Linked DNA regions of Mus musculus: region 2 is linked to region 1. The links are chromatin contacts, found by Hi-C or POLR2A ChIA-PET in ENCODE. All regions are on one chromosome and are shown on one strand. Each heading gives the region's core, a stretch centred on a gene start or an enhancer-like site at or near the end of the contact. The rest is flanking DNA. Distances are from core to core; before and after follow the strand shown.

Region 1 (6,587 bases), core at 1,026-3,525:
CTTCTCTCCCTCTCTACAATCTCCAACCAGGTAACTCAAAACCCACCTATCTCTAATCCTTCAAGTAATTGGTTGTAGCCATTTTTATTTAACCAATAGTTTTATATTAAGGAACAAGGTTTGCACAACAAAAACTTCAGGTACAGAATTTAGCATTACAATACATAGCAACAGACCAAACCTCAATAAGGAAGTATTTAATTGGTGCTGGTTTACAGGTTCAGAGGTTTAGTCCATTGTCGTCATGGTGGGAAGCATGGCAGCATGCAGGTAGATGTGGTGCTGAAGAAGGAGCTGAGGGTTCTACATCTGGAAGAGAGAGACACTAGATGTGGAATAGGCTTTTGAAACCTCAAATCCCACTCCCAGTGACTCACTTCCAAGGAAGACACATTCCAAAACCTTTCAAATAGTGTCACTCCCTGGTGACCAAGCCTTCAAATAGATGAATGAGCCTATGGGGCATTCTCATTCAAACCATCACATACATTACAGTCTCTCTCACTTCCTAAGTCTGCATTCCTCATACAAACATAGTCATTCCCTAAGGCTCTGCTCAAATATTGGCCTATCACAAAAGCTTCTCTGGACATCATAACTGAAATCACACACACACACACACACACACACACACACATCACAATCTATGCTTTTTGCGTGGAAGAATTTACCTGAAAATCTCTCTGAGCCTGGTGTGTGTGTGTATGCATGCGTTTTGTGTGTGTGTGTGTGTTTGTTTGTGTTTTATTTTAAAGGTTCTTTTCCCCTTTAAGTGGCTTTAAATTAGGTTTCTGATTCTTTTTAAGTTTTAATAATTTACTCTACTTTTGTGGCCACATTTAAGATGTATACTCAGTGAAAAAACGATCAATAAACAAACAATCCTCCCATCTGCCCTGTAGCTGCTCAGTTCTCCTTTCCCAACTTAAGCTGCTTGTTCACTTATTCCTGTAGCTTTTTTTTTATCTTGTCAGAAATGTGCCCTGTGTATATATAAGCACAGGCATATATCTATATTTATGTATATGTATGTATGTATATGTATCTATATTTCTCTATATAGATATGATACACATTGCACTTTCAATAAATGGTAGAACACTATATTCTCCAGCACCTTGCTTTTCTTCACTTAACTATACATGCTAGAAATGACTCCACAGAGGGCCATCGCAACTGCTACACTTGTCTAATACTCCACTAAGTCGACATGCTTGGTTCCCTGGTCTCCTTGTGAGTGAATGACACATAGGTCAGGTTGTCCTCAGTCTTTGAAAAGGCCTCCTATCGAGAGTTCTTTATCTTTCATCAATGCCTCTCACAGGACTATCAGATAGATGTCTTAGACTTCCATCCTGATCTTGTCAACTTCTGGTTCAGGGAGCCCAGCAGCTTGCCAAACACCCACAGAACAAAGCTGAACTTAATGTTGAAAGTACATTCCCCCCACCCCCTACCCCCGACTCTCCGTTCTTCTACCTGATCCCTTTTTGCCTGAAGACACCCACTAAACCGACACCTTGAGGGTCCCCTCCCCCACCCCCACCCAACGCACAGACCTGTTTTCTCTCAGCCAGCTAGGGGGATAAACACCTCCTCCCCTCCCTGTAGGCAGATCACACTGCACTCTGAGCCTGTTAGGATCAGTGATTTAAAACCTGCCAATCCGGTCTCAGGGGCACGTCTCACGAAACCACTGGACCTTGTGTAGTTAATTTGGGGGTTAGGCAACCGATACCGCATTGATTACCAATCAGTACTTTTTCTCTTCAGATTCCAAATTCCTTGTGGGCAGGGAGCACTCGCTGGGACTAGAGAACGCTCAAGTGGAAAGATGTCCCGGTTTCAAAGTAGCTTACAACACAGTGAGTCACACAAGCACAATTAAGATACACAACACAGTGGGAGTGCCGCTCCGTGGAATACTAGATGGGAAAATGCCCCTCCGTCCTGGAATCCTTAGCCCACTGTCCAGGTCCAGGAAAGCTGTCCAGCAAGTAAGTGTGCCTGTTGAGTGAAATATGTATATATATTTCATTAAGGCATCCGGCAACCTCCTGTGTGCTCAAACCCGTCTTTTTTATCACACTCAAGTGGGTCCATAACCTGTGCCAGCGTCGCTCATCTGAGCCGGGAGAGGCGTGGGAGCGCGTGGGCCCCGTTCGCAGGCAGGGAGGGCAGCTGAGCCCGGCACCTGGAGCGGGTCTAGGCGCCGCGCGGGCGCAGGGGCGGGGAGCGGGGAAAGGGGCGGAGACTGTCGCCCGCCTCCCCACCCGGGCGGCGGCGCAGGGCCGCGGGGTGTCGGCAGCAGCTGCAGCGGCCCGCGCCACCCCCTCGGCCGCGGCTCCGGGGCGAGGGTGAGCGGAGCACGGCGAGCAGCTGCCACCCGGCGCCGAGTGGAGCGGCAGCCCCGGAGGACGCAAAGTTGTCAGTCTAAGCGCAGACATGCCGGGCAGCGACACGGCGCTCACCGTGGACCGGACCTACTCAGACCCCGGCCGGCACCACCGCTGCAAGAGCCGGGTGAGGGCGCGCGCAGGGCGGCGCGGGGGTGCGAGTCTGCGTGGGGAGGGCGCGGGCCGGGTCGGCTCGGAGGCTCAGCACCGTAGAACCCAACGCCGGCCTCTCCCGGCCGGGAAGGTCCGGGGAAAACCTGCGGCCCGGGGACGCTGGGCCACCGCTGGAATCGGAGGCTAGCCAGTCCTATTCCACGACGGTGTCGCCGGGCTCTCCTCCCCGCCAGAGAGCGCACGCTGCCTGCCGGGTCCCCGGGACTCCCAGGGTCTGGCTCCCTCCCGGCACAGCCACCTGCAGGGCTCTGCATTGCTGCTGCGTCCCCTGCCTGGCAGCTGAGTCCCCTGCACTGTACGCCCGGGACGCGCTGCCCAGGTCAAAAGTCGATCTCGGCATGGACGCTCCGGAGTTGGGAGCCGTGCAGAGCGGGTGCCTTCGCCACGGTTTGCAGCCTAATTTGCTGTTGCTGATTTTGGCTGTGAGCGAAAATAGCTCTTCTGAGCAAGCTGTGGAGACCGGCCATGGAGGGCTTCACTATAAAGACGGAGGCCACAGCCCCAGCTCTGGGCCCCTCCTGAGGAACACTTTCCCTTTTGGGAAGCTCAAGTGTCCAGCAAGGATGTGACACCCCCCCCCCCATCCCTTCTTTTGACGGACTAAAGTGCCATTTGAAACAGCACCTCCTCCACTCTGGCAGGCGGCACCTGGAGTTGTTCTCTGAGCCTCCCAACTTCTGGCTTGTCCGAGGAACTGGGGATTCGATGTCGGCTTTCTTGTATAAAGTTCGTAGAGATAGACCGGGCAGAGTTTCTACCCTTCCACCTCTAAGATCAAGTTGCGGCCATAAGTGATAGGCATATGCAGGGGTCCCTTATATATAATGTGGGTATGCAGTCACAATTTGAAACAGTAGTCGATTCTCCCAGAAGTGGCATGTTTACCTCATTTCTCTTTTCACTTTAGCGCCTCTTAATCAATTTAGGAAAAATGATTAAAAAAAAAAAACCCACAAATTTAATGAGTTTGGTGGAATCGCTCCTGCATCGACCGACTCTTTCTCGGTTTCATTAGAAGTTTCATAACAGTGCACCAGGAAAGTATTCCCAAACTCCCTAAGAAAAACATTTAGAGTTTTGGTTACCTGCAGTCAGAAGTTTGCTTGGGAGGGCAACTACTCGCGAACCCAGCTGACTGAAGGAAAGGTCTTTTTTCATAAAACATTTGTAACCCGGTGGGGGTGGGGGACAAACGTAATAGAGCAGTCACAGGTGAGACGGTAATGCTAAGATAATTTGAGAGCCTGGGTTGTCATAACTTAATGGTCTCTGTAAGCAAGCAGGGTTGGTAACTCCTGGGGGCTGGTGAGCTTGTTGACAAACTTGGAATGAGCTTGAATGAGTTGTTGCGGGTCAGGTAGAGGTGGGAACTGGTGCTCACACACTCAGTTGGGGAATGGAAGGACTAGCTGAACTGCAGCGTCTTCCCCACACCTGTCTCTCCTTAAAGTGACCAAGACATCATGTCAAGGGGATTTTTTTTTTCCTTAAAAATCCTGCTTATCACGTTTTACTTGTTACATTATCAGTAGGGAGATACTGGATTTGCAAGTAAACTGTGCAGTACAACTGAGTTAGGTGCTGGATGGACTGACTAGTCTCTGTAATTAGTCCACTGGGCAGATGAAACCTAGTGAAGGCAGAAGACATGGGGGGGGGGTAGGGGGGCGGGGCAGGAGTTGAGTGGCCCAGATCACACAGTTCAAGGCCCTCCTAGTGATCCCGATTTAGCCTTCTGGACTGTCTGCTTTTAGTTGTTTTTTGTTGCTATTGTTTTGGGGTTGTTTTTGAAACAAGGTCTCCTTGTGTAGCCCAAGCTGGCTAGCAACCCACGATCCTCTTGTCTTAGCCTTCTGAATGCTGGGGTTAGAGGCATGCACTGCCACAACTGGCATTGCTTTTAGGTTTGTTTTGTTTTGTTTTGTTTTTGGTCTGCTTTCCTGTGGAGACATCGAGGCACCAGGAGAGCTACCATAAGAACTTTTCTCTAGTGGGGCTGGTGTAATTTTGCATCCCTCCTCAAGGCTGCAATAAGTCTGCTGGAATGAAGGCACAGCAAAAGCAATTTTGCTGTGGCAGAAGGCAGCACCCCATTAGGTGATCTGGCTGCTCCTCTGTGGAACTCAGTTTGATATAGCTATAAAAAAGCATCCTCTTATTACACCCAGAAAAGCACGCTGTGCAAGAGGAAAGCACCAAACCTCGGAAGGGCTTAAAGTTCTTCCTGTTACTCTCTCATTGGAAACAAACTAGGATTTAAAAAAGAATCCCTGCCTCTGGCAAACTAGCTTTTTTTTTAAAAAAAAAATGCAGATAATTACTGGGGTGGATGCAGAGGTGACTAACCTTTCAAGAATGGGTAGTTTCCTCCCCCCAAACACCTTGTTGATTAACAACCGTCATTTAAAAGATTCCCCTTGAGGTAACTGGGAAAACACGCATCACTTTTGCTGGGCGTATTTAAGCCTTTGAGACTAGATGGTAATGAGACAGGGGACCACTTTAATATTGCAGAGATCTATTTTTACAGCCAGGTAGACTAACCTACATTCTCCTCCCCTCCCTCCCCCTTAGCAAAAACTGTAATGTAACAAATGGCATTTTTTTTTTGACTGTAGCAAAGCTGAAATGCCAGACTCATTCACAGTTTTAAACTTCATCTTTGTAAAACTAAAGAATGATGCTTGTTAACTTGACACACATAACATCTTTCTTCTTTAAAAGAAAGAGCATACATAATTAGAGCCTGTGTTGTTTTATTTTTCCTTTATGCCCTAGATAGTCAGAGCCTGTCACCAAAACCTATATTAAGAATATAGGCAGTCTGTCTTTCACATTTTAGCTAGATTTTGTTAATTATGTGAGTCCAGTTTTTTTTTTTTTTCCTTTTGCTAGTTGGTTGTCACTTTAAATGTTTCCTAATGCCACTTAGCATTCCCTTTAGCCGCTTGGGTGCAGCTATGAACTGTTGTTGAATATTATTGAATATGTAAATATTATTTGGGGGTTTCTACCCCACCTTAGATTATTTAGTTCCCAAATAAAAGACACAAACACCTTTATATTTATAATTAGCCTTAAAGCACTAGAGCTGGGCAGATATCAACTCTCTGTGCTATTTTGTTACTTCCTTGTCAGTAACCTCCAGATATCCACCCTGAGATGTCACTTTTCATGTTCCACTGGGGCCACTCCTACTCTAACAGCCTGGTCCTCATGGTCATGAGCTCATGATTCACCTACCCTGGGGTGGCTTCTTCCCACCCCCACCCCAGTATCCTTTCTTCTCTTGGTCCCTGCTTGAGACCTCAAGTCCAGAACCCTCACTCTGCCCATTCTACTGCCCAGCCCAGGCTGTAGACATCTTTATTAACCAATCATGGATAACTTGGGGGAGGGGCAAGGTTCACATAACAGATGTGTGTGGATCTGCTTGCCTTGGGGTACAGAATTCAGCATTTGAATACAAGCTGAATTAGACCAACCTTCTACAAACTATTGGAGCTCTAAGGATAGAAACATGGCTCTCAACTGGTTGATCACCAGGACAAGGCCCCAAATAACTTTTCTGAGACTCTAGTCCCTACTGGAGATGATAGGTGTCTTAGCTAGGGTTTTACTGCTGTCAACAGACACCATGACCAATGCAAGTCTTATAAAGGACAACATTTAATTGGGGCTAGCTTACATGTTCAGAGGTTCAGTCCAATACTTAAAATTCCACCCACCCTGTACAGAGCACTGCAATGTGAAAGGTCTCTAAGTATAGTTGGTACCCAGAGAGGACAAATCCTAATAGATAATAATGCTTTTAGCTGTTAACATCAAGGCAAAAGCATGGCAAACAGACATGGCTCAGGAGAAGCTGAGAGTTCTACATCTTCATCTGAAGGCTGCTAGCAGAATATTGGCTTCCAGGAAGCTAGGATGAGGGTCTTAAAGCCCACACTCACAGCAACACACCTACTCCAACAAGGCCATGCCCACTCCAATAGTGCCACACCTTCTAGTAGTGCC
Region 2 (7,068 bases), core at 3,117-5,616, 34 kb before region 1:
AAGTCTCTGGCAACAGTATAGTTGGATGACAAAGAATTGGCGTTGGTACACCTCCATTTTATATAGTGTAGCACGTCATTTCTACTACCCCACTTTAAGCTCCATGTGGACCATGCTACCAGCCACTGCCCTGGTTCCCTTGGATCCTTGGATGAAAGACACCCCCCCACACACACACCACCACCACCACCACCCCACTCTCTCTCTCACGCACGCGCGCGCACACACACACACACGCACACACACACACACACACACACACACACACACACATACACACACACACACACACACAGCTTATTTTGAACCTGGGCTCTTCTAAGCCTCTAGCATGCTTTTTCCTCGACTCCTTGCTTAACATTCTAATCTGCCCTTAGCTTAGTTGCCCAGTTACCTTCTCCTTGCTCAACACCCTACATCTGTCCTCAGCTTAGTTTCATTTCTAATCTCCTGCCTGGGGAAGCGGCCATTGACTGCTCCATCTGAAATCTCACATAGCTGACTCTTTCTCCCTCCAAAGCATGGCGAATTCTCTCTCCTCCTGTGTCTTCTAGCCTACCTGTGGAAACCCGGAAGTCCCACCTCTTCCACCCAGCCATTGCCACTGGCATCTTTATTGGTCGATCGGGAACCAATTGGAGAACAGGACACTCAGTGTTCACACACGGGTTCCTGATCAACATAGACTTTGCAAATCTTTATTTAAAAAAAAACCCATCTCGCTTTTTTATAAAATAAACATGCTGATATAGCTTCCTCAGGGTGCATGATGGAGATGGTGAGTCCCGGTCCATTGAGCATCAGAAGTATCAATAATGAGTGGCATCGTCTTTTAACTTAGATCTGAGATACAAGGGTCCATATGTGTATGTTGCTGACTCTGGGGTGTACGGAGGAGTGTCCCAGCTTAGAGGTTCATTTTCGAGATGAGTAATTTGACTTGAAAGGGCATTGAGGCTGTTTTGGTATTTTTCTATGCCAACAGTCTCAGAATAAAAACCAGATAATGATTGGGATTTCTGCCAAGAATCAACCACTCAAATCAAGTGTGTAAGCTTCTTCTTGTATTATGAAAGTCAGTGCATGAGGTTGAAACCTAGAATAATCTGCTAAAATAACAAGTGAACACATGGCCCACGGGATACCTCAGCGAGTAGAGGCGTTTGCAGCCAAGCCTGATGACCCGGGTTGATCCCCAGACCTTACCTGGTAGAAGGAGTGAACGGATTCCCACAGTTGTCCCCTGACCTCCACAGGCCTGTCACGGCACGCATCACCCCTACACACAGACTAATTTTTTTCTTTTTGAAGTGAGCATAAGAAGATTGGTCTTGTGGCACACTCTTATAATTCTAGTTCGTTCGCAGGAAGCAGAGGCAGGACAATCACAAGCTCTTGACGACCTCAGGTTACATGGTGAGACCCAATCTCAAAAGAATTAAAACAAACAAGCAAACAAGTAAAGTTCCTGTTATACCACAGATGTGCCAAGTGCATTACAGTTTAGCTTGTGCATATTGGGCAATAATTTAAAGTTCATTCTAGGCCTCTGGGCCAGTTGAAATTCTCACACATTGTCTGTGGGAATTTAAATTGGTGCAGCCATTTTGGAAAACTCATTCTTTCCACTGAAGTTAAAATAAATATATCCCTACCCATCAATATGGAGTCTTCTTTATTGGATTTTTTAAAAAAGGATTTTGGAATACTTTTGTATACTTATTGAAATACCTTTGGGATGAGACCCAAGTTTAAGCATGAAATTAATTTGTATCTAATTGGTATCTTACATATAAGAGCCTGGTATTTTCAGTATTGACTGACATATCACACAAGGTCAGGTGTGGAAGTTCCATCTGGGAAGTAATGTTGGTATTAGAAAATGGTGGATTTTTGGATTTGTGGATCCCAGATGCTCAGTTCTAAGTAGATATGCTGGTGTCCATGAGAAACATGTGAATTTACTGCCCCCCAAAACATGCACAGTGTTATTTCTAGAGCCTTATCCCCCATTTCCCTAAACAAATAACCCAAAATGGACATCAGCGGGGGAATGGGTAAAATAAAACATGGTGCTTTCCAGCAGTGAGGCACTCCCCAGCAGTAAAAATAATGAACTAATTAGAAAGTAATGAGCTAATACTGCGTACAGAAATACGAATGAACTTGAGGTCGTGACCTTTTCTCTGTTCTGCTGCGGATTACTATGACAGACATAACGCCCAAGTGAGAACTCCTCACACGCCATACCTTAGGTTACTCCATTCCTTATAGATTTGAATAAAAAGCGTTCCCTTAAGAGCTCATTTCTTACTATTATCTAACACCAGCAAGAGTGATGATGCCAGGAAAACACAGAACTTTTTACTTTATTGTATAGCCACACCCATGTCATCTTTCCAGAAGCCTTGGCTCTGTGTGTGTGTGTGTGTGTGTGTGTGTGTGTGTGTGTCCTTTCAAAGAGGTTGTCTGGAAGCCACCTGAAGATGTTCCAAAATGTGTAGTGTCACATGGAAATGCCACTGCACGCTAGTCCATTGTCATGAATCAATGATCAAACCGGAAACTGTGACTCCCAATTATATAAAATCTGATCAGTAGGCACAGCTATTCTCTGAGAAAGACTTTTTAAAAATTACTATTTCTTGTTTCTTCTTTTGGCTAAAAGAAAAATCGGCTCCACAGCCTTGATAGATTTCTTTTTTGGAACACTTTGTATAAGAAGAGATCTTACACTGCCATTTGTAAGCAGTTTTTAATTCTAGTAATCCAAGAGTGCTTTTTTCCATTGGTTTAAAAAAAAAAAAAAGCTTTCTTCTTTCAAGGCTTCCTTATACCAAGCTGTTCTTTCCAACCCTCTCAGAGCCTCAGTTTCTACATATATAAAGGGAGGTTTACTGTATAGGTGAGTTAAAACCCTCTTCTTTATTTGAAGGGCGTCTTGGGTGCCCTGTCTTCCTAGCCCACTCATCGTCCACTGTGTGAATGTTTACTGACCATCGGCCCCGAGCTGCTTACTCACTGAGGTGCTGGGACACAGTGAGCCAAACACAGTGGCCCCCAACTCCATGGGGATCATAAATGCTGGGGGGTGGCTTCCCAGTGTTACTTCTGCTGCTCCAGCAAATAATTTTTAGCCTTAACACGCCTCCCCCGTCCCCCATTGCTTGTTCGGTAGCCCCAGAAGTGACGGTCTTCCTGGCCCTTCCACGCAAGGAAGTCCTCCTCCTCCTCCCTATCCTTGCTGGCCTTCCAGATAGGTCAGCGGTTACACAGTCCATAAGGAGCTGGAATCTTCTTTCCAGGAATCGCCTTAAAATGGATTTATTGTTGCCCAGAATCTTGGCTGGGAGTCTTGTGGGAAAGGTCTCATAAACAAACGCCAGGTTATCGGAGGCTTGCCTGTGCGATTTACCAGCAACTTTTCACGTGACAGAAACACGTGAGAATGACCAGGGAAATGCTCCCGTCACTCTTGGCATGAACCAGAGTCCTTTGCAAGGAGAATGACTCTTTTTAGATTCCAGTCTTTTCGGATTCTTGAGACGGCAAAGACCACCTAAAGAGGAGACAGACCCGTGAATGGAGGGGTGAGCACACACACAGAGGGGGAATCCTCCTCCTGTTAAAAACAAAAAGCCATCAGTCTGCAGTGATAAGTGGGGAAGGAAGCTCTTGGCTCTTGCTTCTCTGACAAAAGGCAAAGTTTTTAAATGAAAAGGAAGACTTGGAAGCACGGGAGTGGGGGAGCGGGGTTGGGTGGGGTCGAGGGGGATGCTGATGTAGCAAACGCTGGCTTCCCTGGTTCCACTGGACAGTGAGGGCCAGCAATGAATAGGATAACATTTTGGGGTGGACGAAACAGGGGTTAAGCGAGCAAATCCTGCGTTCCTGTTTGAATATAGAGGCAGCTTGACCGGGGTCTTTCCTTCTTTCTACCTTACCCACTCATTCATCAAAGGGGCAATTGCTGAGCATGCGCATGCGTCTTACATGGAGCTAGGCTCTGGGCACTGGAAGAGCTCAGAGACAGGAAGGAGGCACTGTGGAGTCCTACCACTTGAGACAACAGGAAGCCACAGGGAGGTTCCTCTACCTCCAGAGTTCATGGCCTTCTGTTGTTTTGGAATCTCTATCTTGTTGTGGCTTTGTTTTGTTTTTCCTTTGTATCTTAGCTAACATCTTTATCCTCTCGTGGAATGCCACTTCTTTGATCTCTCGAACCTGCTTTGGGCCAAAATGTCCTTCTGGTCTAGAAAGCCATATTGTCTTGTTGTACGCTCACGGGAGATGCCTAAGCCTTCCCTCCCGCGTGACTCCCATTCTCTCCTTTAGTCTGTGTGGGCTCCTGTTCAAACTCTGACTCATTCTCTCTGGTGCCAAGTCCTCATTCTGAAATCTCTCCTGAAGATCTCCCTGTGGCAGACACGCAGGCCTTCTTCCAAACCAAACATAGTGTAAGCCAGGATGAAAGGCAGGAAGGATACCAGGGGAATTGCTAACAGTACCCAGGTTCTTGACTCTCAATGTTCTGAAGTCAAACTAGACTTGGAAAGCAAAAGACATTATTTATAGCAGAACACGGTAAAAATGAAGGCCCCATGGGCTTGATTCAGAGACTCTAATGCAGAGGCCATAAGCATGCATCCTGTGAAAACTGCAGATGACATAGCCTTGTGTCTTTTTATCATTCACTCAGCTGACATTTATCAAACACCTACTATGTGCAACTCACTACAGTGCTAGAAATGAAGCTCTTTCCAATGACCATAGTGATACACAGCTATAATCCTAGCACTTGGGAAGTGGGAGGCAGGAGGACCAGGAGTTTGAGGCCATCCTTGGCTACAGAAAGAATTTAAGACCAGACTTGACTGTGTATGTCTTCTCTTGAAAAAGAAAACACCAGTATCACTAACAATAAAAACTCCTGTTCTGGTAAAGCTGCTAAGCCAATACAGTCAACAAATCCCCGAGTATAATTCAGTTAGACCGTGGTAAGTGCTAAGAAGTAAAGGTAAGCAGGGAATTAGGGCAGTATCGGGGTGGGTTTTCAGTCTTACCTAAGGAGCTTAAAAAGCCTCCAACCAAAGGGGAGGTTTTAGTAAGGTACTTTGGCAGGAGATGAACCATTCACATGTGTGAATGAGACCATTCCAGACCATACAGGCCTTGTGCCAGGAGAATCAATGTCCAACTGAAGCTCCAGGAAAAAAGTAGACATCAGTGTGCCCAGAGCACAAAGGATCACATAGTAGGTTCAATCACATAGTAGGTTCACTCTGACTTGGGGCTTTGACTATTCCTAAGTGAGAGGGGAGCTACTCAAAGGTATGATTGGAAGGATTTTATTTTATCTTATTTAGTTTAGGTTTTTCTAAACAAGCTTTCTCTGTGTAACAACCCTGGCTATCCTGGAACACTGGCTTTGTAGACCAGGCTGGCCTTGAACTCACAGAGATTTGCCTGCCTCTGCTTTCTGAGTGTTGAGACTAAAAAGTGTGCACCACCATACTCTATAATAGGAGGGATTTTAGAGAAAGGTTATTTTTTCTGTTGCTGTGATAAGATACCCTGATTGACATCCCTTGAGGGAAGAAAGGGTTTATTTGGGCATATAGTTCTACTAGAGTGGCAATAGAATGGCAGCAGGAACAGGTGGATCACATTTTCATCCACAGGCAGGAACTAGAGAGAGAGAACAGGAAGTGGGGGCAAGGCTATAAACCTTAGCGACACACTTCCTCCAGCAAGGTCCACCTCCTTAAGGTTCCATAATGTTCCTGAACAGCACCACCTACTGGACATCATGAGTTCGATCGGCCAGCCTATGGGGCACATTTCTCATTTAAACCTCCACAAGTGAGGAAGATCGCAGCATGTTTGCATGCTGTTGGAAATGGTTCCCAGACAGAATAAAATACCATGATGCAGGAAAGCAGGGGAAGAACCGCTGGTGTGGTGTCCTTGAGCAAGGAAGAGGATCTGGACCGGGCGGCATGAGAGGAAAGGAGAAAGGTCAGCATCACACCGTGTCCATGGACCAGGAGGGAAAACAGCAACACAGGAAGATACGCATATGTGCTGGATACTCACCCAATGTCTCCGAGTGTTTCAATTATTGTTTTCAGAAAAGTAGGGGGAAACAATCATGAGTCAAGGGTAGAGATTAATAGAAATTAGTATTGAACATTTGAAGAGAAAATAGTTTGTGTACTTTCTGGACCTTAGATATTTCCCAAAGACCCCCCAGTCCATGGTGCTGATGAGGGGTGGCTGAACCTTTATGGAATGAGACTTTGTGGGAGGAAGTTAGATGACTAGGAGTGTGCCCTCAAAGGGCATTGTGGGATCTCTCTCTCTCTCTCTCTCTCTCTCTCTCTCTCTCTCTCTCTCTTTAACATGTTAGTCATGAGGTTATAAGCTTCTGTACCACATATTCCTGCCACGATGCCCTGTGCTGCCCAGGTACAAAGCTGTGCAACCATTTGTTTGTGAGCTGAGACCATGAGTCAGAGTCAGCCTTTCTTCTTCATGGGCTCATTATCTCAGCACTGCTATAGCCATACAAAGCTAACTAGCACAAATAGGAATTAGCCACACAGGAGGGTGGGAGACTGAGGAACCCTGAGATGTGGCATGATTGCGGTTGGCACTCCTGGCTTCTGGTCCTGAATTTAAAAGGAGCTGCATGGGTGTATGTGTTTTCCCTAGAGTGCTAAGCTGAATGGATGCAACTCAGAGTGAGCTGAGAGTTGGGTAAACAGGCTTAATCTAGAAGATCCTACTGGCACACACTGGGGAAGGAAGGGAGGCAGGAAGCTGAAGGTCCTTTATAAATGAATGATGATAAACTGCCTAAGAAGCAGAGGATATTGGTAATAGTGCAAAGACGATTACCAGCATCATTACTATAAGCTTCATGTGTTCCAGCCTTGCCTGATGTACAGGCTGGTGTTGTGTGTCAACTTGACACAAGCTAGAGTTGTCAGAGAGGAAGGAGCCCCAACTGAGGAAATACTTCCATGAGATCCAGCTATGAGGCGTTTTCTCAACTAGTGATCAATG

What was found. A loop is a pair of places that touch in the nucleus more often than their neighbours do. ChIA-PET counts read pairs that join two places held with the same protein, here RNA polymerase II (POLR2A).
Region 2: a map of heart shows a loop between it and region 1 (4-fold over the local background). The contact joins the enhancer-like site here to the promoter of Tmcc3 in region 1. A Hi-C loop is called at or near these places in 6 of 37 maps with a recorded cell type or tissue (gastrocnemius and heart). POLR2A ChIA-PET finds 5 or more read pairs at or near these places in 1 of 5 experiments (Patski).

The regions. Positions count from the first base shown.
Region 1 is chr10:94,512,582-94,519,168 of GRCm38, forward strand. It overlaps Tmcc3 (transmembrane and coiled coil domains 3), which reads left to right and starts at 2,276. Exons shown (of 4, transcript NM_172051.3): 1 at 2,276-2,523. The coding sequence starts at 2,446. Gm40743 (a long non-coding RNA gene) reads right to left here and starts at 2,298. Exons shown (of 3, transcript XR_871960.2): 1 at 2,107-2,298; 2 at 1,751-2,007; 3 at 1-309.
Region 2 is chr10:94,476,543-94,483,610 of GRCm38, forward strand. It overlaps a transcript of Tmcc3 not described here. Among named protein-coding and RNA genes, the nearest start is that of Tmcc3, 35 kb to the right of the region's middle. Within about 2 kb of position 4,367, at least 1 of the 3 ENCODE cell types and tissues checked has a DNase peak (open chromatin) inside an H3K27ac peak, as active enhancers do; it is gastrocnemius, where a contact is called at or near this core.